Linked DNA regions of Homo sapiens: all the other regions are linked to region 3. Evidence: chromatin loops called from intact Hi-C (ENCODE). Cell type or tissue: GM12878. All regions are shown on one strand. Each heading gives the region's core, and the rest is flanking DNA. Links, peaks and the distances in the headings are about the cores only. Region 1 has its middle 11 kb from the start of LINC02661. Region 2 has its middle 140 kb from the start of LINC02661. Region 3 has its middle 160 kb from the start of LINC02661.

Region 1 (11,283 bases), core at 2,584-7,583, 150 kb after region 3:
AAATTGCCAAACTAGTAAGAGGAGAAATAGAATTAGAATTCTCCGATGTCTAAAGTCAGGCCCATTAAATCAAGCCCTCTCACAATTCAGAAGAAAAAAAGGTGATGGGACAGAGTACTCCAATAACTAGTAACTCAATTATTTCCATGAACAGGTAAGACAATTTTGTGGTTCTTACTCGTTTAAAATATGTATAGAAACATTGCATTTTTCCTTAGAGAGCATGCAACACTTTGAAATGAGCCAAAACATTCTTTTCTCCAAAGGAAATACGTAAGCCACTTTACATAAGTCAATTTCTAGCTCATAGGTCTCAGAAGTATCATAAAGAGCATAAGTAAATATAAATATGTGCACATATTCTCACAGCAATTGTTAAACCATTATTAAACTACATGGATAAGAAGACTAAGAACTGAAGGCCAAGAGGAGGAGTCTAGGAAGATGACTGGGTAGGAAGCACCAGGAATCTATCTCCCCCTTACATAACAATTAAGCTTGCAGAATCTGCCTTATATGACTGTTTTGGATCTATGGAGTCTATTAAAGCCTTGAAGCTTCCAAGAGAAGGCTTCAACACTCAGTTGTGGTTAACTTTGGTCAATTTCAGCTTTTAGCTCAACAGCAGCTACTACTTCCCCATGCACAGCCCCATGGCAGGCACCGGTGCATGTGCTCCTGAAGCAGCTTCCATGCATATCGTAGGAACTGGGGTGTGGGACAGCAATAAAGACCTGTCTTCTAAATATTGGGGATCTGTGTTCTGAACTCTGATTGCTGTTTCTAATCACTGAGGCCTAAGCCAGAGGTGAGCAGCTATTATTGTTTCACACCCCCCCATTAAAACAAACCCAATTCCCTTCCGTTGAATGACGTTGAGGAGATTGAAATGTCCACTGCCTTTTTTTTTTTTATCACTTTCCTTTTTCTCTTTTTCTTCTTTGTGGAGCCAAACTACACTAGGACATTGAAAAGCAACTGCATACTTTGGAACATTTTAAAAATTACTGTGCATACCCAGGCAAAGGCTCATGCTCAGAAAACACCTGAAGAGAATTTAAGTTTACACCTCAGGTTGATCATCAGCACAGAGACAGCCTACAGAAATTGAAAACAACAAGTCCTGGAGAAAGAGGAGAATCTGATTTTCAGAGCTGCCACATTATTAGTTCAGATGTCCAGTTTTCAACAACAACAACAAAACTACGGGGCATACAATTAAATTGGAAAGTGTGGCCCATTTACAGGGAAACAAAAAACACAAACACAAAAGAGGAACTATCCTTGAGAAAGACTTCATAGCAGATTTACCTAATAAAAAAAGACTTTAAAACAGCTCTCTTAAAGATACTCAAAGAACTAAAGGAGGGAATCACTTCCAAGATGGCTGTATAGAAACAGCTCTGGTCTACAGCTCCCAGCAAGACTGATGCAGAAGACGGGTAATTTCTGCTTTTGCAACTGAGGTACCTAGTTCATTTCACTGGGACTGGTTGGACAGTGATTGCAGCCTACGGAGGGCAAGCAGAAGCAGGGCAGGGCATCGCATCACCTGGGAGGTGCAAGGAGTTGGGAGATTTCCCTTTCCTAACCAAGGGAAGCCATGAGTGGCTGTACCTGGATGAATGGTATACTCCTACCCAAATACTGCACTTTTCCCATGGTCTTGACAACCGGCAGACCAAGAGATTCCATCCTGTGCCTGTCTTGGTGGGTCCCATGCTCACAGAGCCTTTCTTGCTGCTAGGACAGCAGTCTGAGTTCGACCTGCGATGCTGGAGCTTTGCAGGGGGAGGGCTGTCCACTATTGCTGAGGCTTGAGTAGGCAGTACTATGCTCATAGAGTATAATAAACAAAGTGGCAGGGAAGCTTAAACTGGGTGGAGCCCACTGCAGCTCAGCAAGGCCTAGTGCCTCTCTAGATTCCACCTCTGGGGGCAGGGCATACCTGAACAAAAGGCAGCAGACAGCTTCTGCAGACTTAAACATCCCTGCCTGACAGCTCTAAAGAGATCAGTGGTTTCCCAGAACAGTGTTTGAGCTCTGATAATGGACAGACTGCCTCCTCAAGTGGGTCCCTGACCCCCATGTAGCCTGACTAGGAGACACCTCTCAGGAGGGGCTGACAGACACCTCATACATGTGGGTTCCCCTCTGGGACAAAGCTTCCAGAGGAAGGATCAGGCAGCAATATTTGCTGTTCTGCAACCTCCACTGGTGATACCCAAGCAAACAGGTTCTGGATAGGACCTCCAGAAAACTCCAACAGACCTGCAGGTGAGGGGGACTGTCTGTTGGAAGGAAAACTAACAAACAGAAAGGAATCGCATCAACATCCACAAAAAGGGCATCCACACCAAAACTCCAACTGTAGGTCACAAACATAAAAGACCAAAGGTAGATAAAACCGCAAAGATGGGGACAAACCAGAGCAGAAAAGCTGAAAATTCCAAAAACCAGAACACCTCTTCTCCTCCAAAGGAACACAACTCCTTGCCAGCAAGGGAACAAAACTGGACAGAGAATGAGTTTGACAAGTTGACAGAAGTAGGCTTCAGAAGGTCAGTAATAACAAACTTTTCTGAGCTAAAGGAGCATGTTCTAACCTATCGCAAGGAAGCTAAAAATGTTGAAAAAAGGTTAGATAAATGGCTAACTAGAATAACCAGTGTAGAGAAGAGCTTAAATGATCTGATGGAGCTGAAAACCACAGTACGAGAACTTCATGAAGCACACACCAGCTTCAATAGCTGATTTGATCAAGTGGAAGAAAGGATATCGGTGATGGAAGATCAAATTAATGAAATAAAGTGGGACGACAAAATTAGAGAAAAAAGAATGAAAAGAAATGAACGAAGCCTCAAGAAATATGGGACTATGTGAAAAGATCAAATCTATGTACAAGATTCTATGTACTCAGTAAAAGACATCTATGATTGCATTAAAACCTCATAACACTGAGAAGTGTGTTTGCACCTCCTCTTACAAATGAACAATTTATGTTAGGAGAGATTAGGTAACTCACCCAAAACAAAATAGCAAGAAGAAGACAGAGACAGGATTGGGTTTGGAGATCCAGCTAAACTGAGGACACTAGAATTGGGAAAATTGCTGTAAGAGAGGCTCGTGAGAGAAGGAGGTTGGTAGGAGAAATTACAGATTTGGGAAATTAAGAGTGATTTCACCTAATTTTGCAGCAAAACAACTAATATTTAGGTCCCCCTTTAAAATAAACTCATTTATGAGTTCATTCAAATTATGTAAACGGCCTGTGGCTCATACCCTAGACTGGGCTATCTGTGAGTATTCAACTGCATAAATCCGTTTAAATGCCATCACATGCAAAGAAACACTGTTCCTTCCAAGAGACCAGATTTAGCCATAATTTCATTTCATTCACTCATTTGTGCAGTTACACATTTACTCTTTCAAATATTTGATTTTCCAGTAAATGTCAGACACTGGGGCTATAGAACCAAAGGTGTCATGCTCTGTCCCAGACCTGGAGGAACATCCAACCTTACTAGAAGCAGTAGTCAAGAGAATAGACCCAGACAAACACAGAGCCATACCCACGTGTCTCCAATCCTAACATCTCTTCTGTGCATTAAAGGTCAGCTCAACAAAATCCAACTCTTGGAAAGTCTTTGTGAAGTGTAAACACTTGCAAAACTCTCTCTTCCACACATTGTTAAGCCAACTGAATCATTTAACCACAGGTTCTCAGGATGATTTCCTGGTAAGTTAGAATATCTTTTTAAGCATCAATCAGTTTCTCTCAGTCTTCTCTCAACTAGAAATTATGGCATTAATTAAAAAGAGGAAAATCAATGGAAAACATGTGTGTTCCTTTACATCAATTCACTAGCCATTAAAGTTACTTTTCAGCTTATTCAATGAGAAATAAAAACCTATCACAAAATTAAAAAAATTGATTATATATGTGGAAAGAGTTTTTTTTTGTCTGTTCATTTTGTTTTCTTCAATAATCTTAAAGCTTTTCAGGATAAGAAAAATTTAGGTTTCAAGTTGCCTCAACTCTAAATCTGAACTTGTGAAATTCAATTTTCCTCTAAATCACAGGCCCAACTCCTTTCCATTCCCTTTAAGACAGGGATAAAATGATTAAGTAAACCCCTAAACTTAAGGGTTTGCTGTCATGACATTTTTCCTGAGGTAAGGGCAAAAAATGTGAAAAAGAGTATAAGTCCTTAATTGTATGCACAGTCAGGAGACAAAACATTGTATAAATGTAAGTTGGCCGATACTTTGGTTACTTTTCTTGCCTTCTGAAAATGCAATAAAACTGCACTAAAGAAGCAAAGGGGAGAAATGGCTTCTTGCATACAAATTTCTCACTTTCCAAAGACTGGCCAGAAAATCAGCTGTTTTTATCTGTGTTCATATCTCTCAACCATTTAGATACTTATTATATTCTTCATAACCTTGACGATATTTCATAAGAAACAGAAATGCTAACAAAGAAACTTAAACAAATTAAATGGAACCTACTCTTTGACATGCAAATGTGTTTTAGTTTTGCCCCGCTAGGTCGTATGTTTCATTATGATTAAAAATGTCAAACAATATTTCGCCTGCTGGGAGTGTAGGTTTTACTTCTACTTTTCAATCTTACTCAAACCTCCTTACTGAATAATTTATGAGGTACAGCAGCCTTTGGTTGCTTTTCTAAAATTACAAACTATGAACCCCATGGTGGCATTTTGCTAAATGGTTTTGCACATATTGGCTTTTGAACATTTACAGAATAAAAGTACACAATAAGAATATCTTTTAGATGATTATTCTCTTATGTGCAACTTTCAGGAAAGAAAATAATCTGGCTACATCAATAGAGCAACTGAGTGAGTCAAATCTTCTGTCTACTCAATTCATGAGTTTGTCTTTCATTTTGGGTGATGTAATCCTCAAATACTTATCAGTCTCTCTCATTCCTCACTAACACTCTTCCCCTCAACCTACCTTTTGCTGAAAAACTCATTGATTAGGAGTTATGTGGAGAGCACTTACTAGCTGAAAGCCAAAGTAGTATATTGAAGCCACCTGCTTTCTCTCTAACTACTTCCTCTGGTGTTCTGTGAGCTTAAATGAGCTTGCCAGGGGTGTTTTCAGTGTGCCAAGGTCACTGGAAAAATAATTCCCTTTGTAATATGAAATACTTAAAGGGCACTCATGAGAGAAATGGAACAACCTATTTGGGGAAATCAAGACGGTTGGGGACACTGAGGTTTTACAACTGGGGTTTTAAATAGGTATGTTTTGTTCAATAACTTTTTAGAATAATAGACTACCATGGTCGTATGTTCTTGTCCATCCAAAACAGCAGTTGAGAAGATCTAGTGAGATAATATACGCTTAATGTAGGTCCCATCCCATGGAAAATGTCCAGTATGTTTGTATTAATTTTCCCTTTATGTGAGAGTCACTGTAAACATGCCAAGGGGAACAGGGCTTTCTTTAGGAGGAACTCTGTATTAGAAAACTTACTTTAAAAAAAGGAAGATGAGAATTTTAGCATCATAGCCATGATTGACAAACGGGAGACTCTACTTTATACCCATTAGGATGGCTATAATCAAAAAGAGCCAAAATTAAAAAGTGATGCTGAATATGGGAAGAAATTGAAACTCATATACATTGCTAGTAGGACTATAAAATGATGTGGTCACTTTAGAAAACAGCTTGGCAGTTTCTCAAAATGTTAGATATAGAGTTCCTCTATGACCCAGCAATTTCACTTCTAGGTATATAATCAAGAGCACTGGGAGATATACCTAATGCTAAATGACGAGTTAATGGGTGCAGCACACCAACATGGCACATGTATACATATGTAACAAACCTGCATTTGTGCATATGTACCCTAAAACTTAAAGTATAATAATAAAATAAAAATTAAAAAAAGAGTAATGAAAACATATGTCCACACAAAAACTTGTACAGGAATATTTATAACAGCACTATTCATAATAACCAAAAAGTAGAAACAACCCAAATGTTTATCAACTGATGACTGGATAAACAAAACGGTATATTCATATGACAGAGGATTATTTGGCCATTTGAAAATAATGAAATGCTGATAAATGCTACGACATGGATGAACTTTGAAAACATCATGATAAATAAAAAGTCCAGATACCAAAGACGACATATTATTTGATTCTATTTGTATGAAATGTCCAGAATAGGAAAATTTGTAAAGACAGAGGATGCCTGATTGGTTGCTTCAGACTGGGGGATGGAACGTGACTGCAAATGGTACAGGGGTTTTCTGTTGGGTGATGAGAATGTTCTAAAATTATTGGTGATGGTTGCACAACTCAGTGAATATATTAAAATCACTGAATTGTGCACTTTAAAGGGATGAATTTTATAGTATGTGAATTATATCTTAATAAATACCTTAAAAAATAATAATTAGATAAGAACCAATTCACAGGGTCCCAGAATGGGAGATATTACATACATGTGCTGTGGTATCTTATACATTAAAGTAGTATATCAATTTGAAAAGTAATTTTTTCTATCAAAAGTCAAATCAGGCCAAATTAAAGACGTTTAGTTTATTGCACATATAAAAGAACAGTTTGAGAACTGAAAAACTACGAACTGAAAAGTGGTAAGAAGCCTGCTAACAGCAGTTACGCAGTTACAGATCACAGCGAATAAGGGAGAATGTATTTTGACCTTTTTAAAAAATACATTAGCATTGTGTGTTACATATTAGCATTCTTTTTTTTTTTTTTTTGAGATAGAGTCTCATTCTGTCACCCAGGCTAGCATGTAGCATGCAAGAGCAAGATCATAGCTCACTGCAGTCTCAACTTCCCAGGTTCAAAGAATTCTCTCACCTCAGGCTCCAGAGTAGATGGGACTAGAGCACCAATCACCATGCCTGGCTAATTTTGTTGATTGACATGGAGTCTCACTGTGTTGCCCAGGCTAGTTGTGAACTCCTGGGCTCAAGTGATCCTCCCATTTTGGCCTCCCAAAGTGCTGGGATTACAGGCATGAGCCAATGCACCAAGTCCATTAAGCATTCTTTTTTAGGTAAGCCGACTGTTTAAGCTGCTCTGTCTATAGCTGACTGTCTTAATTTCACTGAATCATGCTTATAAGAACTTATAACTTCCTTTTTTTATTTCATTTATGATTAGAGCTGGCATTCCAGTGAAATCAGAATGACTTATGTTTTGGTTACCTGGTTTAGAGCAGTTGGCCTTGGGGTATATCCAAACTATGGCCTCCATTTTTTCTTTAATTTTTAAATTTTTTATTATACTTTAAGTTCTGGGATACATGTGCAGAATGTGCAGGTTTGTTACACAGGTATACATGTGCCATGGTTGTTTGCTGCACCCATCAACCCATCTACATTAGGTATTTCTCCTAATGCTATCCCTTGCCTAGCACCCCCACCCTCCAACAGGCACCTGTGTGTGATGTTACCCTCTCTGTGTTCATGCATTCTCATTGTTCAACTCCCACTTATGAATGAGAAGATGCAGTGTTTGTTTTTCTGTTCCTGTGTTAGTTTGCTGAGAATGAAGGTTTCCAGCTTCATCCATGTCCCCGCAAAGGACATGAACTCATTCTTTTTTATGGCTAACGCTCCTTTCTCTGTATAATACATCTTGAGACAGTCTTAAGAATCTACCTTGGAGAAAGTGTCACAACAAACTACTATGTCTCTCCAAATACTGACTTTGACCTCTTTCAAATGGTCAGAACTGAGTACTTGATAACCTTTCATGCTCAGCATGAGGACCTGAGGAACCTCAATGAGTATTAGAGTGTGGATCTGCAAGACCAAGTTCAGTGACAGACAGAGCTCATTCTGTGCTTCTCACTTTTTCTTGTGTCTCAGGATCAACTCCCTGGCGTGTGACCCAGATAAAGAAAGTTTATTCTCTTTAGAGAAACAGAGAGAGGAAGAGGAGAAGGAGAAGGAGGAAGAGGAGAAGGAGAAGGAGGAAGAGGAGAAGGAGGAGGAGGAGAAGGGAGGAAGAGGGTAGGCAAGGGACAGAGAGGGAGAGGGAGGAGGAGGGTTGGCAAGGGAGGGAAAAGCAGAAGGGAAGGGAGGAGAAATGAGAAGAAAGAAAGAAACAATGAAGGGAGGGAGGAAGAAAAGGAGCCGTTGCATTCACACAGTGGTAGTAGCCACCTTCTTCTTGTTTTGTTTTGTGTTGTTTTATTTTCTTTATCTTTAGCTTTTAGTAGAAGAAAACTGAAGGCGTGTTTTTCTTTCACTCTCACCTTTTACTCTTTCTATTCCCATCTCCCATCAACCTGGTACGACTTATCTCTTGTAGTTCCAGAGTCTGGTACCTTTATGCTGACTGGACTCTAACATGATAGCTGGTTGTGGAGAACATACAGGCATGGTTCCTGTAAGCCTCCCATCACCCTGTCACAAAGTACTTACTGTGTATTTTTACTACTTTGGGGAAAATTCATTAGCAAAGGATTGTTGCTGCAAAGTCTGGAAATTATGTCTTTCTGTGCATTCAAGATAACCTCAAATGCTGCAAGAACCCAAACATTGATAAAAATAACAATGAAACTAAACACCCATTTAACATTTATCATATACAAGACTTTGTTCTGTGTTTTCTGTTTATTAACTCAACTAATTCTCATACAGCCTTATGACATGGATACATATTCATTTCTATTTTACAGATAAGAAAGTTGAAGCTTAGCAAAGTAAAAGACCAAGGTCACACAGTGATAAAGCAGGATTTGAACCTAGGCAGTCTGATCCTAGAATCTGGGGTCTTTGCTCCTGAGCTAGCAGTGCCCCAGCCTGACTGTGCAAATTATCATTAATTGAGAAATTTTGTAGATGATTAATGCCAGGATTATTCTCCCAATTTAATAAGACTTTCTGGAACCCTACGCATAAGTCAATTTTTAAAAGCTTCCTCAGGTGATGATAATGGGTAATAAAGGTTAAAAGCCATTGCTGTGAACTGAATCACCTAAATGAAGAAAGTTTGTCCTTTACAATTATTTTAATTATTTTGTTTTAATAAAGGCAAAGTCTCAGTTTGGAGCTATTATGTCAAGTTAGGTTTGATAACATTATTTTATTTTCACTGTATTTATTGTATTTATTTTTACAGTTATTATCTATATGTAGCAGATAAGAAATATATAGATGTATACAGATATATTGTTAAATATAGATATATGAAACAAAGATAGGGCAAATATTGAAAATAAACTTAGTTTAGTGAGCTAAACTAAGGTGGTTCATAGTGGGAGAATTAAGAGCAATAACATCAAAATGCAGAACTGGACGTAGAAACCCTGAAATCAGATACTAATGTGCCTCTAATCCTCAATCAGCCCCTTTGCACCTCTGGACATCAGTCTTTAATGCCAAGTGGACACCCAAAGTGATCCACTTCGAGTTTCCACTTGAATGGTCTGCTATTTAACTTCTTCACGGCTATGTAACACAGAGTGGGTGCTCAATTGTTAGTGAATTTAAGAAAAAAAAAAAAAGCGAGAGAGAGAGAGAGAAAAAAAAAAGGCCAGTGGGAAGATAGGAAGGAAAGATAAAAAGTTAAGGAATAACTTCACAAAATATATCGCCTTTCTCAGGGAATATATATATATATATATATATATAGAGAGAGAGAGAGAGAGAGAGAGAGAGAGAGAGAGAAAGGCATATATATATATATGTGTGTGTGTATATATATGAGAAAGGCATATATATAGATAGATAAATAGAGATATCTCTCTCTCTATATATATATATATACATATAGATATAGATAGATAGAGAGAGAGAGAGAGAGAGAGAGAGAGAGAGAGAGAGAGAGAAATCAGTACATTAGGCCAGAAGAATAAATCTTTATGTGGAATTTCAGTCACCAAGGATAAGTAGGTGATGAAAATAATTTTAAAAGAGTTTCCTAATAGCCCTCAGATGGCCCCAGGTTGAATGACTTGCCTTTTTCAGGCATTTTCTTTTTTCTGCCTCTTCTCTAGCTAAACGAATATACAATCTCTGCTTTCATTCTCACCCAGCATTAACATGACACTAGTAAGTACTATTCTGACAACCCAGGATTTGCCTCTACTTTGAGGAAGTTAATGCTCTGGTATAGCCACAATCTTGATTTCTGAAGGCAGAAAATACGTCTGGAGGTCTTAGCAAACTCACAGCTTAGACTCAACCCTGACTTTCAACTCACCCCTTCCCCAGCCAAAGCCCTTGGATCATAGAGCATGGATAGAGGCCTATGGCGTTTTCTTCCCAGTCCTCAGCAGACATATTACATCAGGAGTGGTCTGTTGTGTTTACAGCTGGTAACACTGGCTCCAGTAAGGCTGAAGGCAGAGAAAGAAGGTTGAAAGCTGTTGTAGTATCCAGCCAAGAAATATAGCAGGTGACAAATCTTTTAATGTGTGAGTATGCATGTGTGTGCTGATGTACGTAGGAGGTGGAGGTGTAGGCAGAGTGACATATTGTGAAAATAAATAAATGTATGATCAACAGGAGTCAGTGATTAATTTAGAAAGAAGGAGGAGAAAAGAGGGTTTCTTAGTTGATTTTATACTATTATGACAGAATGTCTAAGACACACTTATAAAGAACAAAAATTTATTTTTTTAAACCTACAAATTTATTTTCTCATAATTCTGGAGGCTGGGAAGTCCAAGATCAAGGCACCATCAGATTCTGTTGGTGAGGAATACTCTGCTTCCAAGATGACACCTTGAAAGCTGAGTCATCCAGACAAAAGGAATGCCATGTCTTTACACAGTAGAAGGCAAAAAGGGAAAAGGGGACCCATTCTGTGTCCTCACATGGAAGAAAGCAGAAGGGCAAAAGGGATGAACTTCCTCCATCTAGCCCTTTTATAAAGTTGCCTAATCTCATTCACGAAGGCAGAGCCACACCATTCAAAGGCCATGCCTCATGGTACTATTGAACTGGGAACTAGGTTTGAGCATGAATTTTGGAGATGACAAAAACATTCAAGCCATAGCAGAAGGTCTCTGGCCTGAATAGCCAAGGAGATGGTGATGTCACTAATGAGATGATGAATCCTAAGAAGGAGGTGTTTTGAGGAGCTCCCTGGAAAGCTCCATGAATCAGAGGAGGCTGTAGGATTTTGGGCTGAGAGTGAGCTGCAGCAGTTAAAAATTCCACGTGGAGATAGCCTTTTAAAACCAGCCATTTTAATTCAAAATAGCAAAAACATAGGATTCAAAGCAGGAACATGGAAGGAATACATGACA
Region 2 (11,283 bases), core at 3,072-8,071, 310 kb after region 3:
GCTCAATAATGATCAGTTATTGTTATTCACATCTAACTCTTGGTATGGGATGGGGAGAGAAGATATGTTAAAGATATGTAAGTAATTCCTCAAGTGGGCCAAGACTATAACCAGAAAAGCAAACCAAATCTCTAGTATTCATTAACTAAGAGTTGGATCATCCCCATACACAGTAATTCTTACACATCCTTTAAAACAAAGATGTTATTATCCTTTTCATTGGAAAATAAAATATTTCTCTCAATTTGGCACTTTTATTTAACAAAAAATACACAAAAATTATTTTCAAAATTAATATAAATTATTACTCTTCATTTCACTTGTTAGGCAATTCTTGTTTCCTGAAAAGCATGATTACTCTTGTGCCATTCCTACATTAAAAATATGATCAATTCCATTAAATCAGAGAACATTATCTGTCAAGGATATTAATATAACATTTATTTATAAGAAGCGGTTTTTGAGCTCTCATACTCTTAATTTTACAAGTGTGCTACAACTTTAGAAAATGTCCCATAAGGCCTATGCTTATAAATGCAAGAAATAAAGAAAGAGCAGGGAGGGGAGAGGGAAGGAAGGAGAGAGGGGAAGGAAAGAAAGTGAAAAGATGGAGGGAGGAATGAAGAGAGAAAGAAAGGAAGGAAACAGAAACAGTATCACTTACCTATGCAAAATTACAAATTACAGAATTAATAAATGAAATAAAAGATATCCAGCCAGAAAAAAGACCAGATGGAATTTATTATAAATAATTCAAACAATATAAAAAGCGTTAAAGATCTCTATCTCCAAGGGTGGGGTCCTCATGGAGCATGTCAAAAGAAAGTATGATGATGTCATCAAGGAAACATTCATTTCAAGAAATACAGTATTTCCTGGACTCAGGCTAAGATCAGGGATTAGTAATCCAGTTTAAGTCAGGATTGTGGGGAAAAAACTGGCTGAGAATTTATGTGGAAAAAATCTGGCTGAGAATTTCTGTACACTGAAAATTCCTTTTAATCACCTCAAAGCTAGAAATGATATATGTGTAAACACAGTATGTGCCACATGCCCCAATATAGTTCATATTATTAAAGTGTTAGCTAACAGCGTAGCTTCCTCATGAGTCCAGACCCAGGGTTTGACTCAATGGTAATGGAAATGATGGAAGGGAGATAGCTCTTTCACAGCATGGCCCAGCACAAGCATTTTACAGAGCAGCAAGTCAGCCAAGTACCAAAGCAGATAGCTCTGACTCCACAGCACTGTCATATGTTAGAGATCACATATAGGGAGCTTATGCCTGACAATCTGCCCTTGAAGGATAATCTTACGGATGCCCCAGTGACATTTATAACTGAATTTGTCAAAACTCACCAAAGCGACATGACCAAAACGCCAGTTCACCCTTTATTAGGCAGCACCTCAGGAGATGCGAGAATTCCTCAGAAGAGTTTGGCATCATATCTACCTTGCTAACATGATACACTTACAACCAGGACTGTGGTAGGTGGACTGTCAGGGTAATTACCTACACGATGCTATGTGGAGTCTCTCCTTTTTACTCCAAATGCAATAGCAAGACAATCCCAAAATACATGTGGAGAAAGATCCTGAAAGAGAAGCAGTGACAAGTTTCAAGCACAGGCCTGAAGCCAGACCTCAGAGGTGAGCAAGATGTGAGAAAACTCCATGAGGTCAACCTAGAGGAGAGGTCTACCATCAAGAGAGTGGGGAGCAGATGAAACCCAATTTGACTGAATCTCTGTGTAATGGGCTGCTCTGCACTCAACTGATGGTGGAGAAGACAAAGGCTGCAGGAATCTAGCAGGCTCATGTACTATAATCAGCCTTAACCCCCTGCACTCTGTGAATAACCCCATTCTAAGAAAGAGAATGCTACTTTCATCAAGCCAAAGGACAATGTTTCCATCTATGGTTGTGATAATGGAGTGAAGGATTTGAATGCTGACATGGGGAAACTCTGAGATATGATGCTCTGTGTATTCTCTCAAAGGATAGAAAAAAAATAAAGATAAGAAGCTTAATGAAGCCATACATGAGTTTTGGATTATAGCAGGGATGCAAATTCCAAAATGATATTCTGCAGAGCTTCAGCTGGAATGTTGTGAAATCAAACATAAAATAGATTCACTAAGACTGGCAGAAATTGTGTAGAAAAGCAAACCACATCTCATGAATCCAATTAATGACAATTTGAAAAAATATTTTTTAAAAAATATGAAAAAATATTCCCTAAATGAATTTTATATATTTTATTACATTTTGATACAGTTTAATAATGCTATATATGTAAATACAGAAATCATTGGTAGTAAAGTATTAAGAAAAACTCACTTCCTAGAAATATTATGTTAGAACTGCTTATTCTTATGTTCATAAGGCAGTAGATGGTATTACCCAACAAGGTTCTTCAGTAATAAAGTAAATAAACCAACTATGAACAGTAAGCAAGAAACCAAGTATAGTGACATTTCTGCTTAATAAGCACTTAAATTTTTAAAAAGTCACCCCGAGTTTCACAACCTGACTATAACCACTGTGGACATTTTGAACATTCTTTCAGACATCATTCGGAAACTGTATGTATCTATAAAATGTACATCTGCAATTTTATACACAGAGAATACTGCAATTGCACCTGCTGTTTGGTGGTCTGGTCCTTTTCAATTAATAATATATTATGGACATACTTTGAAGTTACTACATGAACTTATATGTCTTTAGTTTTAATGGCTATATAATCTTGCATTGATTTTCTTAACTCAGCTTTCCTCTACAAAGCTCCTACTCAGGAAATTTTAGGTTCTTCTCAGTTTTCTGGAATTGTGAAGTATAATAAGTGGAATATCCTTTTATATATGCCATCATACATTTAGTTATTCCTCTGGAAAAGAGATTAATCAGTTTTTGCACAAAGTGCAAAATCTGTTGCTTGAAAAGCACTGAACTGTGAATCAGGAAACCTAAAGTCTAGAGCTAGTTTTCATTTCTTTCACTTCCTCTTTTCTGTCTCAGTATGCATGAAAGAAAATAAGAGAATAAGAAAGATGTCTAAGACTCTTCTAAGCTTTAAACTTCAACTCAACAAGTAAAAATATTCTTAAAAGTAACATATTAAAAACCATTTATATCTGGTTTTATCATGTATTTGTATGAAATTATAAATTTTAATCCATTGATTTAATCAAATACTTTTATTTATTCTCTCATAGGCTCTGTATGTTTGTCTAAATGATGGATGAAAGTCAGAATATATATTTTGTAGTTATTTGCATGTGAAAACCTTAGCAGAGGATGTGGCATGTAAACCACAAACTACTTCCAGTCTTAGATTTTGTTAGGATTTTAGTAACATGATAGATTTTTTAAATACATAAACATAAACATTTCCTATTTTGTCACAAACAACACTACAAGGGTATTAAACTATACACAGACCTTCGGCAGGTAGTTGAAGTCTGAAAAGGATTTGAAAGGTGATCTCAATTATTTTCATAGCATCTCTTGATGATGAGGTACAAATGGTTGGGATTATTCTTACCTCCGTTTTACAGATGAGAAAACTAAGGAACAGGAATGGAGAAACTTGTCCAAGATTGTGCGGCAAGCCAATGTCAGAGACTCTTGGTTGAACTCAACATTCAACTTCCTGATCCAGGACATTAGCTGCCAGCATCAAACATCAGAGAAATCTTAATATCAGTGACATCTACTTGCTGTAGTAGAGGCACAGGTTATTATAGCATCAAATGACATACTATGTTATAAATTTCCAAACTTTACTTTTAATGTTAATACATATTATTGATTATGGAGCATAGACATAGACCATTTATAATATATTGAAAGCCTAAAAACTCATACCATTTATTATGATAAATGTATTTGTATAAATCGGAATTTATGTTGCATATATATTACAAATACAATAAATATTTATGAACATAGAATGCTTAGAAGAGCAAAAACCCCAAGACCCACAGGGCATCATGGGTTACAATATTTTAAAATGGAGATATGATACACAATCCTTAAAAATCAAGATCTAGGCTGGGCGCGGTGGCTCACGCCTGTAATCCCAGCACTTTGGGAGGCTGAGGTGGGTGAATCACCAGAGGTCAGGAGTTCAAGACCAGCCTGGCCAACATGGTGAAACCCCATCTCTACTAAAAATACAAAAATCAGATGGGCGTGATGGCACACGCCTATAATCCCAGCTACTCAGGAGGCTGAGGCAGGAAAATCACTTGAACCCAGGAGGCGGAGGTTGCAGTGAGCTGAGATCGTGTCACTTCACTTCAGTCTGGGTGACAAAGCGAGGCTCCGTCTCAAAAAATAAAAATAAATGAAAATCAAGATTTAGAATAATATTTAATAACAAAAATATTTGTGCAATATTAAGTGAGAAAACAACTTACAAATAGTGGACATTGTAGAATACCAATTTTATAAAATCTAGCTCTAGATAAAGCACCTAGGGATATTCCTAGAACAAAAATGAAGAGTCTACAGAGGAAAAACGATTATTGAGGATTTCCTTCATATATGTATATGAGATATATATATCACATATTTATGATCTTTTTTCTGAATTTTCCATATTTTTACTTTAAATCATTGATCCTGATTATATTCAGTACAAATAATAAGAACATACACCAAATTCTATTTTCCTGACTGTGAATAATTATTGGTATCTTAAATCGATTTTGAAATTAATTACCACTTAGCTAATTGCTTCATATCAGTATCCAAATTCAAGACATATTTTTCTAAAACAGAATCACACTAAAATAAGTTGCTTATCTTGACAACTTTTCTAGTCTCAGATCCTAAGATAAAAATGGCTGCTCCCTCACAGATCTCCTTCCATGTGGCAATGGCATCAGGTTGAAATATTGAGCAAGAGCAATTCCTGAAGCATAATTTACGTACCACAGTCAGTGAGGATTTCCATAGGTCTTCAATACCGCAAAAGATCCCTAGCCTCTGTGCTCAGTACAACCCAAAAATTTCCCTTTGTGGTTTCATCTTTACTGCATTAAACATGCCCACTCTCTACCCGAGACTTAAACTGAAAGTGAAGCTAACTGAATTTCAGGTCATAGCGCTTCTAATTATGGTTTGTCACAATTCTTATATTTTGTAATTATAATATCATTATCAGGAACAAGAGGTCCCTTAGAGAAGAGTGGAGGCACTTACAGTTCAATATCAGTTTGTTCCTCAAATATAGATGGTTGGACTTCCGCTGGGTTTTGCGCCCCTAAGAATGCAATTATTCTCCAGTATTATTTTGTCTGTTTCCCAAGAAGTGTTTAATGAGCTATATAACTGTTCTTAAATACAATACCTCAATTTATTTTTTTATTAATTAACCAAGGGATTTGTCACTCCTGAGTACGAATTCTCTTACTGACCAGAATCTTCAATTTAATTATTTTCTTTAAGGAAGAGCAGAGTTCTCAGTCATTCTCTCTACATTCATTCCACATCTCTGTACTGATTTTACCTTCTCTTTCTGATGTATAAAACAGCAAAGCAACTAAGAACTTGCTGAAATGTGATTCTCTTGGCAGCCATCTTTGCATTATTACCCAAAATAAGTTCCATCCTTTCTCATCATAAGCATCACAACTACTTCAACTACTCCTCAGCTATTAGCAGAACTCTGGGGAGGTGTTATGGCTTCACACATCTTGAAGAATTTTAAGTTTAGTGAAAACTGAAAATGACCAGCCAGATGAGAAACCTAGAAATCTTTTGATATGGTATTTCACTAGAGAGTCAAGGTATTTTTAGAAAAAAAGATCTGGCAAAGACAAAGCAATAGTATCAATAGCTGAAGATTTACAGGAAGATCATTTGAGTCAAAATGAAATATTAAATCAATTAATTCAACCATTGTGCCACACAGCAAATAGATCTGCTCCATGCACTTGGCAAACCTGAGACAATAATTAGAGTAAAACAAATATTGACTTCCTCTAAGAAGAATTTGTTTCAAACCCAGAAATTTAAAAAAAGTAGACATATATCACCCCATCCTTAAAAACTTTCCATCAAAGGCAGGAAATATATGTCAGCAAGGGTATAGTAGAGCTTTTTAGCTGGGATGCGTTGTTGAATTTCATGACCTCTATGACCCATCTAAAATTCTAAAATTAAGAACTTTTCAGTGAAAAGCTTCTCATGTCTCCTTTCATAAAACCAAAGTATTTGAGAACTAGCTAGAAGATGATCCATAGAAGACCAATCTTCTGTATTTCTGCAGACGTGAGTGGCCCTCAGAGAGTGTAGGACATATTTAACCTGTATCTATATTAGAAATCTTACATCCAGGAGATGCTGTAGTATTAGAATAATGTATAGAGGACTAGATTAGGAATCAGGAGGCTGAATTCACTACTTATTGGAGAGCTGGATGACATTTTAATAAATTACTTCTCTGAACTTCAGTTTCCTCAATGTGGTTCTGAGGATAATAGTATCTGCCTGGCTTTCTTCCAAAGATCATGGTTAAGTACTTTCAAAGCCATCAAATAGTACAAAAATGCAAAAGAAAGTAATCACATGACTTTTCTGAAAATTGAGTTGAAGGGACATTTAACGTGGGACTACTACTAAATTCATATTCAAAGAGCTATCTCCCAAAAAAGCAACAATATCAATTTATATCCCAAATAATTGATGCAGCTTATAAAATCACAACATGCTTGACTCATAGTCCACAGAATCTTCCAGTGACACTTGACACAATTGTTTTTACAAAATGAATAAAAAAGCCATGATGTTGTTGGTTTGCACCCTGAAGTTTCCTTTCCAACATCTGCGAAAATAATAAACCAATTAATTATGAAACCATCTGGAACAAAATATTTTTTAAACCTCTCCCTGAATAATTGGCACTATAATAGATGACATGTCAGAACAATATTAACAAAACCATTCTCATTAAAGAAAGAAGGAAAAGAATTTGTATGAAGAAAATAATAACTGCTTGTAATCAAAGTGGGGTCACATGCTGATCCACAGCTGAGATAGGCTGAGCATCCATCGTTATGCATATTTGAGACACAAGCTGAGATTCTCAGCTGGTGCATTACTTAGTGACCTTGGGCAAGACATTCACTCCTACAGGACACTATCCTCTTCAATAAAAACATGAATTTTTAACTATCAGCCCATACTACAGAGCCACAAAATAAATGAAGAAATCCAAGAAAATGTTAGTTGCAAGGCTTTACCCAAGTTATTCATCTAGTTTGAGAAAATAGAAAAAATTCAAAACCTACCACTCACAATCTGTTACTGATACTCTCAGGGTATCTTCTAACCATCTTATCTACTTTGTATGAATAGCAAGATAGTAAAATATGGTAACTAAGAATAAAGTAAATCTGCTTTGAATTATAAATCTCAAAATTACTGTATAATCTTGATCTTGCTAGCTGTTGACATTTCTAATACTCCATTATTCATTTGAAAGTTGAAAATTATTGCAGTAAAATATTCAAAGACTTATATGAGAATTAAAATAATTCATATAACCCTTGTGCCTTTTTCTCTTTTTCCCTTGTGCCTTTTAAGCATGTAAAACATTTAAGCAGAAATACTTGCCATAAAATATTAATCATCTTAATTTTTAATTATTTTCTTATAAAATTATAATAAAACAATTTTTTCTCCTCTTTTGACATCCTTTCTTAAAATTTGTTAAATTTAGAAATCAATTTTCTAATCAAATTTAAAAATCCTATAAAAACTGGAAAGTTATCAATAATTACATTTAAGCAAAATAAAACACATAAAAACAAAATATCTATATACTTTTATTAGGTTAGCAAGAAAATCTCATTATAAGAAAATATTTGTGCCAGACTTGGCTCTGCTACTCAAATGCCCTCATCTCTTTGTAAATTACTTAAATTTTCTCATTGTATCATTTTAAACATGGAAAAACTATGTACTTTTCTCAAATAATGGTCATCAAAATCAAAGACCTATACTATCTTTGGATTCTTTTTTTTTTTTTTTTTTTTTGAGATGGAGTTTTCCTCTTTCACCCAGGCTGGAGTGCAGTGGCACAATCTCAGCTCACCACAACCTCCGCCTTCTGCTTTCAAGCGATTCTCCCGCCTCAGCCCCCTGAGTAGCCGGGATTACAGGTGACCGCCACCACACCTGGCTCATTTTTGTATTTTTAGTAGAGACGGAGTTTCACCATGTTGGCCAGGCTGGTCTCGAACTCCTGACCCTGTGATCCACCCGCCTCGGCCTCCCAAAGTGCTGGCATTACAGACGTGATCCACTGGATTCTATTTAATCTGTATCAAGATCATAGTCACATTTTTAAATTAGAAATAGAAAAAACAATCCTAAAATTCTGCTCTATGAAGAAATGTTTACATATCCAACATAGTTAGAAGATAAAAGACATCAAACAATTATATAATCAAATATAACAATGTAAAACATGTATTGTCTGGAAAAGATGTAAAAATTAAACCAGTTGCATAATAGTTGTAGAGTTTTATATTATAAAATCTTAATAAGCATAAACTAATGTCTTAATGCATTTCTTTTTAACTTTATGTTTTTAAATATAGGCATAGGAATTTACCAAACTAGTACATACAGTCCTTCCCATATTTCCTCAAAGGTAACATCTTATGTAACTATGATACAATATCAAAAATGGAAAATTAACATTGATACAATACCGTTAACTAAACTGCAGACTCCTTTACTTTGCCATGCCACTAGTGATGTATGAGAGTTTCAGTTGCTTTACATCCTTGTCAACATTTGGATTCCCCTGTCTTTTTAAATTTTAGCAATTCTGATGAGTGGTATAGAGTGGTCTCACGGTGGTTTAATCTGCATTTCCCTAATGACTATTGATGTTCAGCATCTTCTCACGTGCTTATTTGCCATTTTTATATTTTCGTAGATGAAGTGGCTAAATATTATGCCCCCTTTTTAATTTTTAGAAGTTAATTGTTAAACTTTTATACAACTGTTTAGATTTACAAGAATATTGCAATGATATTACAAAGTTCCCATGTATCACAAGGCCAATTATACCTATTGTTAACATCTTACATTGGTATAATACATGTGTCACAATGAATTAACTAATATTGATATATTAATAACTAAAGTCTATATTTTATTGAGATTTTCTTGCTGCTCGCCTGATGTCTTTTTTATTGTTTCAGGTTTCCAATAAAGATAATACATTACATTTAGTTGTCATGTCTCCTTAGGTTTCTCTTGGCTACGAAAGTTTTTCAGACTTGCCTTGTTTTTGTTGGCCTGGAAAATTCCGAAGAGTACTTATCATGTGTCTTGTCAAATGTCCTTCTATTGAAATTTCTCTGATCTATTTCTTATTATTAGACTGAAGTTACAAATTTCAGGCTGTCACAGAAGTACTATATTGATCACATAACATATATATAATATTATACTATTGACATGACTTCTTACTGTTAATGCTGACATTGATCCCTTGACCAAGGTAGTATTGGTCAGGATTTTTCACTGTAAATTTATACTTTGTTTTCTCATTTCCATACTGTACTCTTTAGAAATAAGCTACCACGTGCAGCCCACATGGAGTGGGATGGTATGCTTTATCTCTTGAGAGTATAGTACTTACATAAACTATTTGGAAATCTTTGCCATAATAAGTTATTTTTATTATGAAATATTATTTATAATAATAATTATAAAATTTTATTCATTCATTCGTTTACATCACTATAGATTAATGGATATTCATTTTATACTTTGGATTATATTTCAATACCACTTTATTTTATTTTTCACATTGGTCCACTTTGGCCCTTGGAAGCTCTTTCATTAGGCTCCTGTGCCCCTTTGACACACTCCCATCAGTGTATTTTTGTTTAAGAATTTTCTTAATTTCTGGCACCACATAATACTCAAGGCTTATCCTGTACATTTCCTGACCATGTCCTATAATTAGCCATTCCTCTAACTAACATTTTAATGGGAAAATGGTATTTTATTATTATTATTATTATACTTTAAGTTTTAGGGTACATGTGCACAATGTGCAGGTTAGTTATACATGTATACATGTGCCATGCCGGTGTGCTGCACCCATTAACTCGTCATTTAGCATTAGGTGTATCTCCTAAAGCTATCCCTCGCCCCACTCCCCACCCCACAACAGTCCCAAGAGTGTGATGTTCCCCTTCCCGTGACCATGTGTTCTCATTGTTCAATTCCCACCTATGAGCGAGAATATGTGGTGTTTGGTTTTCTGTTCTTGCGATAGTTTACTGAGAATGATGATTTCCAATTTCATCCATGTCCCTACAAAGGACATGAACTCATCATTTTTTATGGCCGTATAGTATTCCATGGTGTATATGTGCCACATTTGCTTAATCCAATCCATCATTGTTGGACATTTGGATTGGTTCCAAGTCTTTGCTATTGTGAATAGTGCCGTGATAAACATACGTGTGCATGTGTCTTTATAGCAGCATGATTTGTAGTCCTTTGGGTATATACCCAGTAATGGGATGGCTGGGTCAAATGGTATTTCTAGTTCTAGATCCCTGAGGAATCGCCACACTGTCTTCCACAATGGTTGAACTAGTTTACAGTCCCACCAACAGTGTAAAAGTGTTCCTATTTCTTCACATCCTCTCCAGCACCTGTTGTTTCCTGACTTTTTAATGATTGCCATTCTAACTGGTGTGAGATGGTATCTCATTGTAGTTTTGATTTGCATTTCTCTGATGGCCAGTGATGGTGAGCATTTTTTCATGTGTTTTTTGGCTGCATAAATGTCTTCTTTTGAGAAGTGTCTGTCATGTCCTTTGCCCACTTTTTGATGGGGTTGTTTTTTTCTTGTAAATTTGTTTGAGTTCATTGTAGATTCTGGATATTAGCCCTTTGTCAGATGAGTGGATTGCGAAAATTTTCTCCCATTGTGTAGGTTGCCTGTTCACTCTGATGGTAGTTTATTTTGCTGTGCAGAAGCTCTTTAGTTTAATTAGATCCCATTTGTCAATTTTGGCTTTTGTTGCCATTGCTTTTGGTGTTTTAGACATGAAGTCCTTGCCCATGCCTATGTCCTGAATGGTAATGCCTAGGTTTTCTTCTAGGGTTTTTATGGTTTTAGGTCAAACGTTTAAGTCTTTAATCCATCTCGAATTAATTTTTGTATAAGGTGTAAGGAAGGGATCCAGTTTCAGCCTTCTACATATGGCTAGCCCGTTTTCCCAGCACCATTTA
Region 3 (11,283 bases), core at 2,098-7,097:
GAAGAGAAGGCCCCAGGAAACTCGAAGCAGTGGAGGACATAGGGCTGGGTGGCCCTGGGTGAGAAAGTGTGTTTGGGTATAAGGGTATTACTCTGGTGGACCCTGGGAGGGCTGCCAGACCTTAGAAAGAGTATATGTTGTGTCTTGGGCATCACTTTTTCTAGGAACAAATTTTCAATTTGACCTGGAGACCTTCATACTGGGTATCCATCCTCTTGAAAGGAATACCCTCGGAGTCCTTCCATAGAAGCCAGCTTGGTGACTTCATTGCAGAGAAAAAGAATTGCTTGACTACCAATGCTGAAAATGTTCATGGCACAGCCAGAGAATGATTGGCCAAAAATGAGATGGAGACCAAGCAGAAGCTAAGTGGTAGGAAAGAAGACAGAATAAAACAATAGACTCCCATCCTTAGACACATACAACCAGGTCCAGGTTCCACCACTTTACATGTACCTGTGATCACTCACAATATTGGAATATTGAACTCCCTTGAGAGTAGGAAACAGAAAAAAATCTCTACTATCTATTTCAACTTTCTTTTTAAAAATATTGTACTAGAGGTGCCAACAAGTGAAATAAAACAAGAAAATAATAATTCTCTACTAAGTAGGAAAAAAATGAAATGAAATTACAATTTGAAATTACAATTATCACACTATGGTAGAAAGTTCCTTATCTAGGAAACCTAAAGTAATCTGCAGGCAAAGTATTAATATTAATTGGTCTATTTGTCAAAGTCACTGAATACATGGTTAACTAAATATTTCACACCTGACTCTATATACACAACTAGAAAATAGAGTTATAAATGGCACTCTTTATAATAGCATCAAAGAAATTGCAAATGCTGTGATTTCCAAAAGCATTAAAAATCATCAAACATCTAGAAATATGTAATTATATATATGTGTATATATATATATATATATATATATCTCATAAGGTATGTAACAGTTCTACGTTATAACAAAAAAAACTAAAAATATCATTGAAAGAACCTGAAAAACACAAAGGAAACACATGAAATGGAGGGCTACAAAATGTTTATGGCTTAAATGATTCCATTTGTACAGATACAATTTCTCCCTGAATTAATCTGTAAATTCAGTACATATCAGTAGTTTGTGTGTGTGTGTGCATGCATTAGTCACTGTAGAAATTAACAAGTTAATTCTAAAATTCAAATATAAATTTAATAATCCAAGATTACCAAAGGCAAGGTTGAAGCAGCAAAAGAAGAAAGCTGAAGAATGTACAGGATCAAATAGCAATAGTACTTCAAATCTGTGGTAAATATGTCATAATGTTGGCCCAAGGATAGGTAACAACCAATGACACAGAATCTAGAAAGCAGCTACACCTGTAACTCCACTGAGAGTCATGGAGAAGATGAACTGTAGTATAATGAGGAAAAGATCTCCATTAGGTATATATTTGATATAAAATATATCTAGATCCCTATTTCACTTCATACACAAAATCAGTTTCAAAGACGGTCAAATTTAAAAATGAATGGAAAGGCAGTAAAAACATTTATAGAAAAATAATGGAGGATATCATTTTGATATACATAAAGATACTTAACAGTACATAAAATCTGTAACAAGAAAAACTGAAGAATAAAAATTTACTAAAATGAAAAGAATATATTGTCCTCACAAGACACTAATAAGAGTGAAAAGGGAAACTATAGGCTAGCAGAACATAGTGACAAAAATATTAAGTTGGTGCAAAAGTAATTACATTTTTGTATGACTTTCAATGGCAAAAACTGCAATGACAAAGGCACTGTATTCGGAAAACATTAAGAACATCTACAAGTCAATAAGAAAAGGTCACAGAACCCAAGTGAAAAATGGACAAGTCTTGGCTCTTCACAAGAAACAGATAACAAAATGTGGCCAGGGCCAGTGGCTCATGCCTGTAACCCCAGCACTTTGGGACGCTGAGGTGAAAGGATTGCTGGAGTCCAGGAGTTCAAGAGAAGCCTGGGCAACATAGCGAGACCCCGTCTTTACAAAAAAAAAATAAACAAATTAGCCAAGTTTGGTGGTGCATGCCTGTAGCTCCAGCTACTCAGGAGGCTGAGGTGGGAGGATCATTTGAGCCCTGGAGGTCAAGGCTACAGTGAGCTATGATCACACCACTGCTCTCCAACCTGGGTGACAGAGCAAGACCCTGTCTCAAGAAAAGAAGAAAAAAAGAAAGAGAATCCCAAGATAGTTAATAAATATGTGAAAAGATGTTAAGTTCTTTAGATATAATGGAAACACATATTAAACCTGGTTTACTTGAAAAGATAAACACCAGCTACTGATTATAAAATACCAGCTGAGAGTGTGAATAAACCAAAGGCTTTATACACACCGTAGCTGAGTTAAACTGGCACTGCCACATTGGAACATTATTCAGGATGATTTAACAGAGCTGAGCAATGGACTATCCTAAGACTCAGAAAGTCCACCCTTCGACATATGCACATCTGAAATGTTAACTAAAATGCAATATTTTTATAGCCCCTTCCCTCCAAAAAACAAAAACAAATAGAAACTACCCATATGTCCATCGGCATTACAATGAATATATTAATACATACCCAGGATATTCCTACAATGCCATTACTTTATAGCAAAGGAATTATTGAATGGATATACTTAACGTAATGTTTAAGAAAGAAACCAGGCACAATAAATACTGTTATTTCTACTTGTATAAAAGTACAAAAACAGGTGAAACTATTTTTTTTCTATTAAAGAAGTAGAACAATGGTAAATCTCACGGGCATGGTAGAGACTGGGAATTGGTAATATTCTGGAAGCTGACTGTATAGGTGTGCTGTGTTTGTAAATATTTATCAAGCTGTAAACTTAAGATGTATGTGTTCTTCTCTGATTATAGTATACATTGACAAAAGTTAAAAGAAAAGGCACCAGGAAGTATTTGACACAGTGGTTTATGTCATGGACTCTGAAGACAGATTGCCTGGGTTTCACTGCTGACTTCACTGCTACTGCTTACCAGTTGTGTAACCTTGGGAAAGTTTCTTAGTGACTTAGTTTCATCACCTATAAAGTGGGAATCAAAAGAGTTGCCTGAGCACATGAATCTTCCCTTAAGTTGTAGAGCTCTTAAGGAATTTGATTTTCACAGAAATAGACATAAAAGGGGCCAAAAAACATCATCAGCCTCTTTACAGAAATCAAGCCCAGATAGCTCTCACTTGTATGAAGCAGAGGAAAGAGAAAACACAAAGAAATTAAGGCTAATGGGGAATCATGTAGATCAGGAAAAAGAACATTATTGGAAAGGTTACTAAAATAATATGATCTAATACGAATTTTAGGAATTATGAGTACACATGGCTTAAAAAAATTGAAATCCAAAAGAAGAAAAGGTATAACAAGATAAAAGGAAAGATGTGTGTGTGGGTAAAGTACACAAGTAACAAAAGACTAGTAGGAAATGGATAAATTAGCATTGGAGGCACTGAAGAGCAGCATTGATGCTGCAGAAGATTAGGAACAAATGATACAATTTCAGTTTCCTCAATATAGGAAGATTAAAAAACTGATTAGAATAATGAATACAAAGATGGAAAGTGTATGGCAGAGACAACACACATGCTGTCCTGGAACAACAACAACAACAAAAACTAAATGAATCAAAAGCAACAACCAAAAGTGTAAACTAAAATAAAGTAAAACAACACTTTCTTGAGTTAAAAAATATAACAAAATAAATGGGCATCATTACAACCAATTCAATAAAAATTATAAAATAAATCTAAAGAACAGAAAATGTTGCAAATATCTCAGAAGATATGTCTTACTCAGCACAGTGTCAAGTACATTAGAAAGTGTTTAATAACTTTCTGTTGAATGAATATTATTTATTCATTATTAACTGCATGTGATACAAAGATGAGTAAAAATCTTCTCTAAACATGTCTGAAATCTGCTAAGTCAGGAGTACCATTCACTTTACCATAGAAGTACAAATAGCACAGTCCAAAAGTCAAAATTGGATCTGATTCTTTTTTCTTTTCATTTTTTAAAAATTGTGGCAAAACACATATAAACTACAATTTTCTATCTTAACCATCTTTTAGTGTACAGTTTAGTCATACTAAGTCCCTTCATATTGTTGTGCAAATATCACCACAATTCATCTCCAGAGCTCTTTTCAACTGGAAAACTGAAATTCTATATTCATTGAACAATAACTCCCGATTTCCCCATTCCCATAGCCCTGGAAAGCTACCATTCTACTTTCTGTCTCTGTAGGGTCCAGTCCTACAGGACCTGTGGGTTTTTCTCTTCGTGTATGGAGACGAGAGATCATAGAAATAAAGACACAAGACAAAGAGATAGAAGAAAAGACAGCTGGGCCCGGGGGACCACTACCACCAAGGCACGGAGGCCGGTAGTGGCCCCGAATGCCTGGCCGCGCTGTTATTTATTGTATACAAGGCAAGAGGGTAAGGAATGTGAGTTATCTCCAATGATGGGTAAGGTCATGCGAGTCACGTGTCTACCAGACAGGGGTCCCTTCCCTATTTGGTAGCCAAGGTGGAGAGAGGGGACAGCTTACATCATTATTTCTTTTATGTATTTCTCGGAAAGATCAAATACTTTAATACTTTCACTAATTCTGCTACTACTATCTAGAAGGCAGAGCCAGGTGTACAGGGCAGAACATGAAAGTGGACCAGGAGCGTGACCGCTGAAGCACAGCATCACAGAGACACGTTTAGGCCTCCGGATGGCTGTGGGTGGGCCTGACCGATGTCAGGCCTTCCACAAGAAGTGATGGAGCAGATTCTTCTGTAACTCCCCCGGGGAAAGGGAGACTCCCTTTCCCAGTCTGCTAAGTAACGGGTGCCTTCCCAGGCACTGGTGCTATCCCTAGACCAAGGTCCGCTAAGTAGCAGGTGCCTTCTCGGGCACTGGTGTTACCGCTAGACCAGGGAGCCCTCTAGTGGCCCTGCCCGGGCATAACAGAGGGCTCACACTCATCTTCTGGTCACTTCTCACCGTGTCCCTTCACCTCCTATCTCTGCATGGCCTGGTTTTTCCTAGGTTATAATTGTAGAAGAAATATTACTATAATATTGGAGTAAAGAGTAATGCTACAAACTAATTATTAATAATATTCATAATCATATCTATAATCTATTTCTAGTATAACTATTCTGATTCTATATATTTTATTATACTGGAACAGCTTGTGCCTTCGGTCTCTTGCCTCGGCACCTGGGTGGCTTGCTACCCACAGTCTCTATGAATTTGATTACTCTAAATACCTCACACAAGTGGAATCATACAGCATTTGTCCTTTAGTGCCAGCTCATTTCACATAGAATAATGTCCTTAAGGTTCATCCATCTTGTAAACATGCCAGAATTTCCTTCCTTTAAAGCTAAATAATATTCCATTGGATGTACCATATTTTACTTATTCATCCATCTGTCAATGGACACTTGGTTTGATTCTACGTATTAGCTAATGTTACTGTGAATATAATTCTACAAATATCTCTTCAAAATATCTCTTCAAATTCTTTTGAGTATATACCTTCAACTGGAACTCCTGGATTTTATGTTAATTCTATTTTTAATTTTTTGAGGAACTATCATACTGCCTTCCACGGTGGTTGTACCATTTTATATTCCTACCAACGATGCACAAGTATTGTAATTTGTTCACCTCCTCACCAACACTTTTTATCTGTTTTTGTTTCGGATAGCAGCCGTTCTAATGGGTGCGAGAGGGTATCCCATTGTAGTTTTGATTTCTACTTCCCTAATGATTAGGGATGTTCCCTAATCATGTGCCTAATGTCCCTAATACTTGATCCTTTGTATATCTTCTTTGGAGAAATGTCTACTCAAGTATCTTCCTCATTTATAAATTTTATTTTGTTTTTGTTCTTGGGTTTTAGGAATTCTCAACATAAAGATGTGCCCTGTGCTTCACTTTCTTCTAAGACTTTTATCACTTCTGATCTTATATTTAGGTCTTACATTAATTTTGAGTTAATTTTTATATATGGTGTTAATTACGGGTCCAATTTTATTCTTTTTCACTTGGATGTTTTTTTTTTTTTTTGATGTTTGCTTTTTTAAAAATTTAATTGTGCTGCTGGTTTTCTCTGTGCTGATGATGAACTTGAGGTATAAATTTGAGGCTGTTTAGGTCTTTGCTGAGCCTGCACCTTTCCTTGAGCAATTGTGGTGGCTTTCTAATTTCTGCACATATGTGGTTGCTTTTTAATATCTTAATCTTTAACAATGTCTGACTCTCATAAAGGAAAAAAGAGAACATGAAGTGAAAATGAAAATCACTGGCCCTGTAAACCTCCAGGAAGTCACTTCAGCCAGAGGGGAGGGGCTTGCAACAATCAACAAATGGGGGCAGGTGCAACAGACAATGGATGCCCTCCTCTATGACTGTGAGGAGTAGGGAGTGGGAGGCTGGGGAGGCGGTGGCTACAGATAGACAGGTAGTTGCTACTGCACTGAGAGCTGCAATTGAACAAAATTAATCACAATATACAACTAAAATCTTCTGGAAGTTGAAAGCCTTTAATAGTTCTAAATATTTACATCAAACAGATTCTTCCACTGTAATTTTTATGTAGGTGAGTAGATGGATTCCTGGTGCTTCCTACTCTACCATCTTCTCATAATCCTTTCTCTGGATATCATTCTTTATGATGACACTTATTTAGTGATTTAGCTTTTCAAGTCACCAAAGTCCTGTATCTCTCATGTAGTTTTCATAGGTAAGAAAGAGAAACTAACAACAATATTAACGAAAACACTAAAAAGAATAATAATAGAAAACTCTTCACCAAGAGCTTATTGTGTTCTAGGCATTGTGATACACACTTTACATAATAGAGATGCTCTTTGACTTATGATGGACTTATGTCCTGATAAATCCACTGTAAAGTTGAAAAATTGTAAGTCAAAACATGGTATGTCAGAGACCAACTGTACTGAAAACAACCTATAAGATGAATAGCACCAGGAGACTCATTTTACACATGAAAAAGTGAGAAGTAGAGAAAATAAAGGAATATCACAAGGACATAGAGCTAGCAAATGGTGGACCACTCCATGGAACATGGACATCTATCTACCTAGAAAGCTTATGAAATATGCATTAGGTTCCTCTTGGTGCAGTACTGGGAAGAGTGTTGGTTCTCAGTTACTGGCAGATGGTGGCAGTACTAGTAACACTGGTTCTAGCAGTACCTGCAACTAATGGATATGTCACCTAAGTGTTGCAGTGGCCCAGCCTCATCAGCTAGCAGCATTTATGACCCTATTACCTTATGGAATAGAAAAATTCACAATTACCATATAGGAAAACAAATTCACTTTATTCTTTTCTTTTTGCTTATTTGAAGCAAAAGGGTCCTCTTCCTTGATTTTTTTTTTTTTTTTTTTTTTTTTTTTTTTGAGACAAGGCCTTGCACTGTCTCCCAGGCTGAAGGGCAGTGATGCAATCACAGCTGCAGCCCCTACTTCCTGGGCTCAAGCAATCCTTCCACCTCAGTCTCCCTAGGACCAGAGGAGCAAGGAGCATGCTCAGCGTGCTTTTTTTTTTTTTTTTTTTTTTTTATGTAGAGCCAAGGTCTTGAAGATCTTGCCATATTGCCCAGGCTGGTCTCATACTCCTAGGCTCAAGTGATCCTCTTACCTTGGCCCCCCAAATTGTTGAGATTACAGGTATGAGCCAGAGAGTCTGGCCTCTTCTGTGATGCTTTTTACTTACTTTCCAGCAGCGAATAATCCTCTTTGAAGATCTTACTTTTCACTTTATTCTTTTCATATATGTTGAACATTTTTCATTTACTCATGGGGAAAACACCGAGTATATGCTATTAGACACACTATTCCTCAAATGTTTCTACTCTTAATAATTTCTGTACATATATTTATATATTTACATTTTCTTAGGAAAAATCCCCTTGGATATAAGCCCCTTATGCTTGAATCTTAGTAAAAACAGTATTAAGAAGAAAGAGATTAGTGTCCTATGGAATTTGGAGCAATAATCTCAAAGTCTTACAGATCTCAGACACCCAACTGACACTTAAGTTGATTAGTTATAGAAAAGCTTTTAGAAAATACATTTTAAGGCCTTTCTCTCTAACGATGGTCAGACTGGACAATGTTGAGCCTGAAATATCCCTCCTTCCAAGGGGGAACTTGAGAGGAAGAATTACAGTTTTTCACAACCGTAAAAGAAGGCTGAATCTGTTTTAATTCACATAACTGGTTACACATGAAGAGGAAATTACTCTCTGAAATCCCAGTATAAAAAATATATGGAAATTGGCTGGGCATGGTGGCTCAGGCCTGTAATCCCAGCACTTTGGGAGGCCAAGGTGGGCAGATCACCTGAAGTCTGGAGTTACAGACCAGTCTGGCCAACATGGTGAAACCCCGTCTCTACTGAAAATACAAAAACTAGCGGGGCGTGGTGGCGTGCGCCTGTAATCCCAGCTACTTGGGAAGCTGAGGCAGGAGAATCGCTTGAACTCAAGAGGCAGAGATGGCAGTGAGCTGAGATCATGCCACAGCACTCCAGCCTGGGCAACACAGTGAGACTCCATCTAAAAAAATAATACATATATTATTATTTTTATATAAATAACATAATTATATATATTATATATAATATATAATATATTTTACATATATAATATTATATATTATATATATAATATATATTATATTGTATAATATATAATTATATAATATATATAATTATATATAATATAATATATATAATAATATATATAATTATATATAATAATATATAATTATATATATTATTATATAATTATATATATATACACACATATATATTTAAATATGTTTCTAAAAATTTTATACGGCTTAAAATTATACTGACAAAACCAACTGCAGCCACTGTTAAACTAATGACATTATCTCATAGATAATTTACTCTAAATAGCTCAGTAATGTGAATGGATAAATCATATATCATTATAGATCGTGATTTCTTTCAATGAATTATACCTTCTGGAATCTTATTGCTTTGCAGATCCAGTAAAACTGTCAATTAAAATAAGACATTGAAATAGGCTCTGGGCCAAAACCTAAACCCTGAATTTGAGGACTGAGTGAACATATTTAGATTTTTCCACTTTCTGTGAATTCTTGGTTTCAAGCATCTTTCTTCTGCACATAGCAACTAACTTTGTAAAGATATCCAGTGATGTAAGTGACTTTAAAAATTTCTTCAAACTTTCATTCCCCTTAATGTGAACTGTCGTTTTCTGACATGTTGCTGCCAACCAAGACTCTTAACATTGCTCCCTGTCCTCTACAGTGGTTTATCTCTCTCTGAAGTTTAATATGTAATAGATGTTTAACGGAAAATCAAGACTTAATAAGCATTCAGTTCTTGGGAAGCTATAATAGAAAGTGAAGCATGCATCCCAGCTCCAGATAACCTTACAATCTTTTTATTGTTTCTGAACTATTTGAGAAAACAATTCTCTAATTGCATCATTTTATTTAATTTTTTCTTATGACTAAGATCTTTTCACCAAAAATGGGACAAATTTTAGTGAGGCAATTCTATTCTCCATTGTTCACCTAATTATTCCCTTTGTTTGATTTGGTTATAATTTGAGAAATAGCCCAAGACCTTCTAGGATTTTACAAATTTGTACTTAAATTTTACAAAATTATTTACAAAATTAATCACATAGTATATAGTAGATCAGGTTCTAACCCAGGTCTTCTAATGATCTTTCTTTAAGTTGTAGCTCCCAATCAACATTAGACCTTATGCTGATTTCATCATGAGTGTTGTCCTGGCAGACAGAGAAGATATTTATTTGTCCTCAGGATTCATCTTGTTTTCCAGCACACAGTTGGGCACATTCACAGTTTATGTTTGGTGAACAAAAGTATGGTTTTTGTTCAATATTGCCTTGTGACTATAGAGTTGCATTAGACTAGCTAAATTTAAAGGACTTAGAACATGTAATAGACACAGCCTGCAATAGTGGAATCAGAGCAAGTCTTTTTGTTTAAATTGTATTTTCGTGTATGTGTTTGTTTTCAATTATTCCCTGTCCTACAAAAATAAATGAACATTTAAATAAAAATACAATATTATACTTACTGCTTGTAATTTGGCATTACAATAGACAATCATGTAGGATAGGAAGCTCTGTGCTGTAGGAATAAAGAGAACCAAATTCCTGGCTCAGATATGGCACAAACAAATTGTGAGACATTACAGTTTAACCAAGATAGGTCTCCCATTAATTACCTCATATGAAATATGACAAGTTTGTATAAAGCAATCTGTTCTCCTTTAATAACATGAGATCTCTGAAACACAATTTAATACACGCATGTATTATTAAAACATTTATATTTATTGGAATAATGGTGTAAGTAAAGCTCTCGTCTAGTGTTTTGTATTCCGAAAGTCAAATACGAATTTAATGCAAGAGTCACATCATTCCTGCCATAAACAATACCTGAACACTTTCCATTTTGCTTTACTATTAGGTACATTTCTGTTATTATCATTATGCAGGCTACAAAATATTGTAATGTATTACTCCCACCTTTTTGGGTAAAATTCTTTTCAGTGACCTTCCCCATCCTCTTCTCTTGCTCAGTTTCTGGTATTATCCATTGACCAGAGGTATGGCCTAAATAAATCACTGCCTTAGTTTTTTTCTTTAGTAAAATTATGTTTCTTTTAGTCCTGTCCTTTCAAAATATAACGTATTGTTTGTGAAAATCAACATGACCAAAGAAATCTATCGACCAAAATTCAAGAAATGCCCAAAATGCATCTGCTTTCAAATGGAGCCATCATATTAGCATTCTAAAGGCTCTGAGAAGCCTGCAAAAGAGAAGTCTGATTCATTCTAATTAACCCAGTGTATCCTATACACACTTATTCATGAAATCACTTATTTCTGGGTAACAGCAATTAATAAAACTCCTGAGATATAATCATATTAGCTATATTTAAATGATAATTGGGTCATTTTGGGAAACCTCAGAGTAGATGTTCTCCTAGGTCTCTTTTAAGGTCAAATATATTATTAACTCTTAAAGAATAATTCTCAAGGGGTATTAAATATATGGTAAAGTTGCAATTGGAACTTAGAAATTTTGAATTGAAGTTTATAAATTTATACCCTAGGATACTCTTCTCTGCTTTTCTCCATGATCATATTATTGAACTAGTATATAAACTAATATGATAG

What was found. Peaks named below come from ENCODE experiments on the same cell type or tissue, not always from the same donor. Only the 100,000 strongest peaks of a DNase experiment are listed, where the experiment ranks them.
Region 1: it touches region 3 in a loop (3.0-fold over the local background); 1 of 110 quality-filtered maps calls a loop at or near these places.
Region 2: it touches region 3 in a loop (2.9-fold over the local background); 1 of 110 quality-filtered maps calls a loop at or near these places.

Annotation. Positions count from the first base shown.
Region 1 is chr10:108,692,366-108,703,648 of GRCh38, forward strand. No RefSeq gene overlaps it. Among named protein-coding and RNA genes, the nearest start is that of LINC02661, 11 kb to the right of the region's middle. RefSeq lists an enhancer at 9,026-9,195. In GM12878, for the core only: no CTCF peak of the experiment used is centred there; DNase peaks (open chromatin) are centred at 4,586 and 4,926; H3K4me3 peaks cover 356 bases; H3K27ac peaks cover 1,611 bases.
Region 2 is chr10:108,847,374-108,858,656 of GRCh38, forward strand. It overlaps the pseudogene MAPKAPK5P1. Among named protein-coding and RNA genes, the nearest start is that of LINC02661, 140 kb to the left of the region's middle. In GM12878, for the core only: no CTCF peak of the experiment used is centred there; DNase peaks (open chromatin) are centred at 3,312 and 5,008; H3K4me3 peaks cover 896 bases.
Region 3 is chr10:108,539,730-108,551,012 of GRCh38, forward strand. No RefSeq gene overlaps it. Among named protein-coding and RNA genes, the nearest start is that of LINC02661, 160 kb to the right of the region's middle. In GM12878, for the core only: a CTCF peak has its summit at 4,970 (motif pointing left); DNase peaks (open chromatin) are centred at 4,992 and 6,381.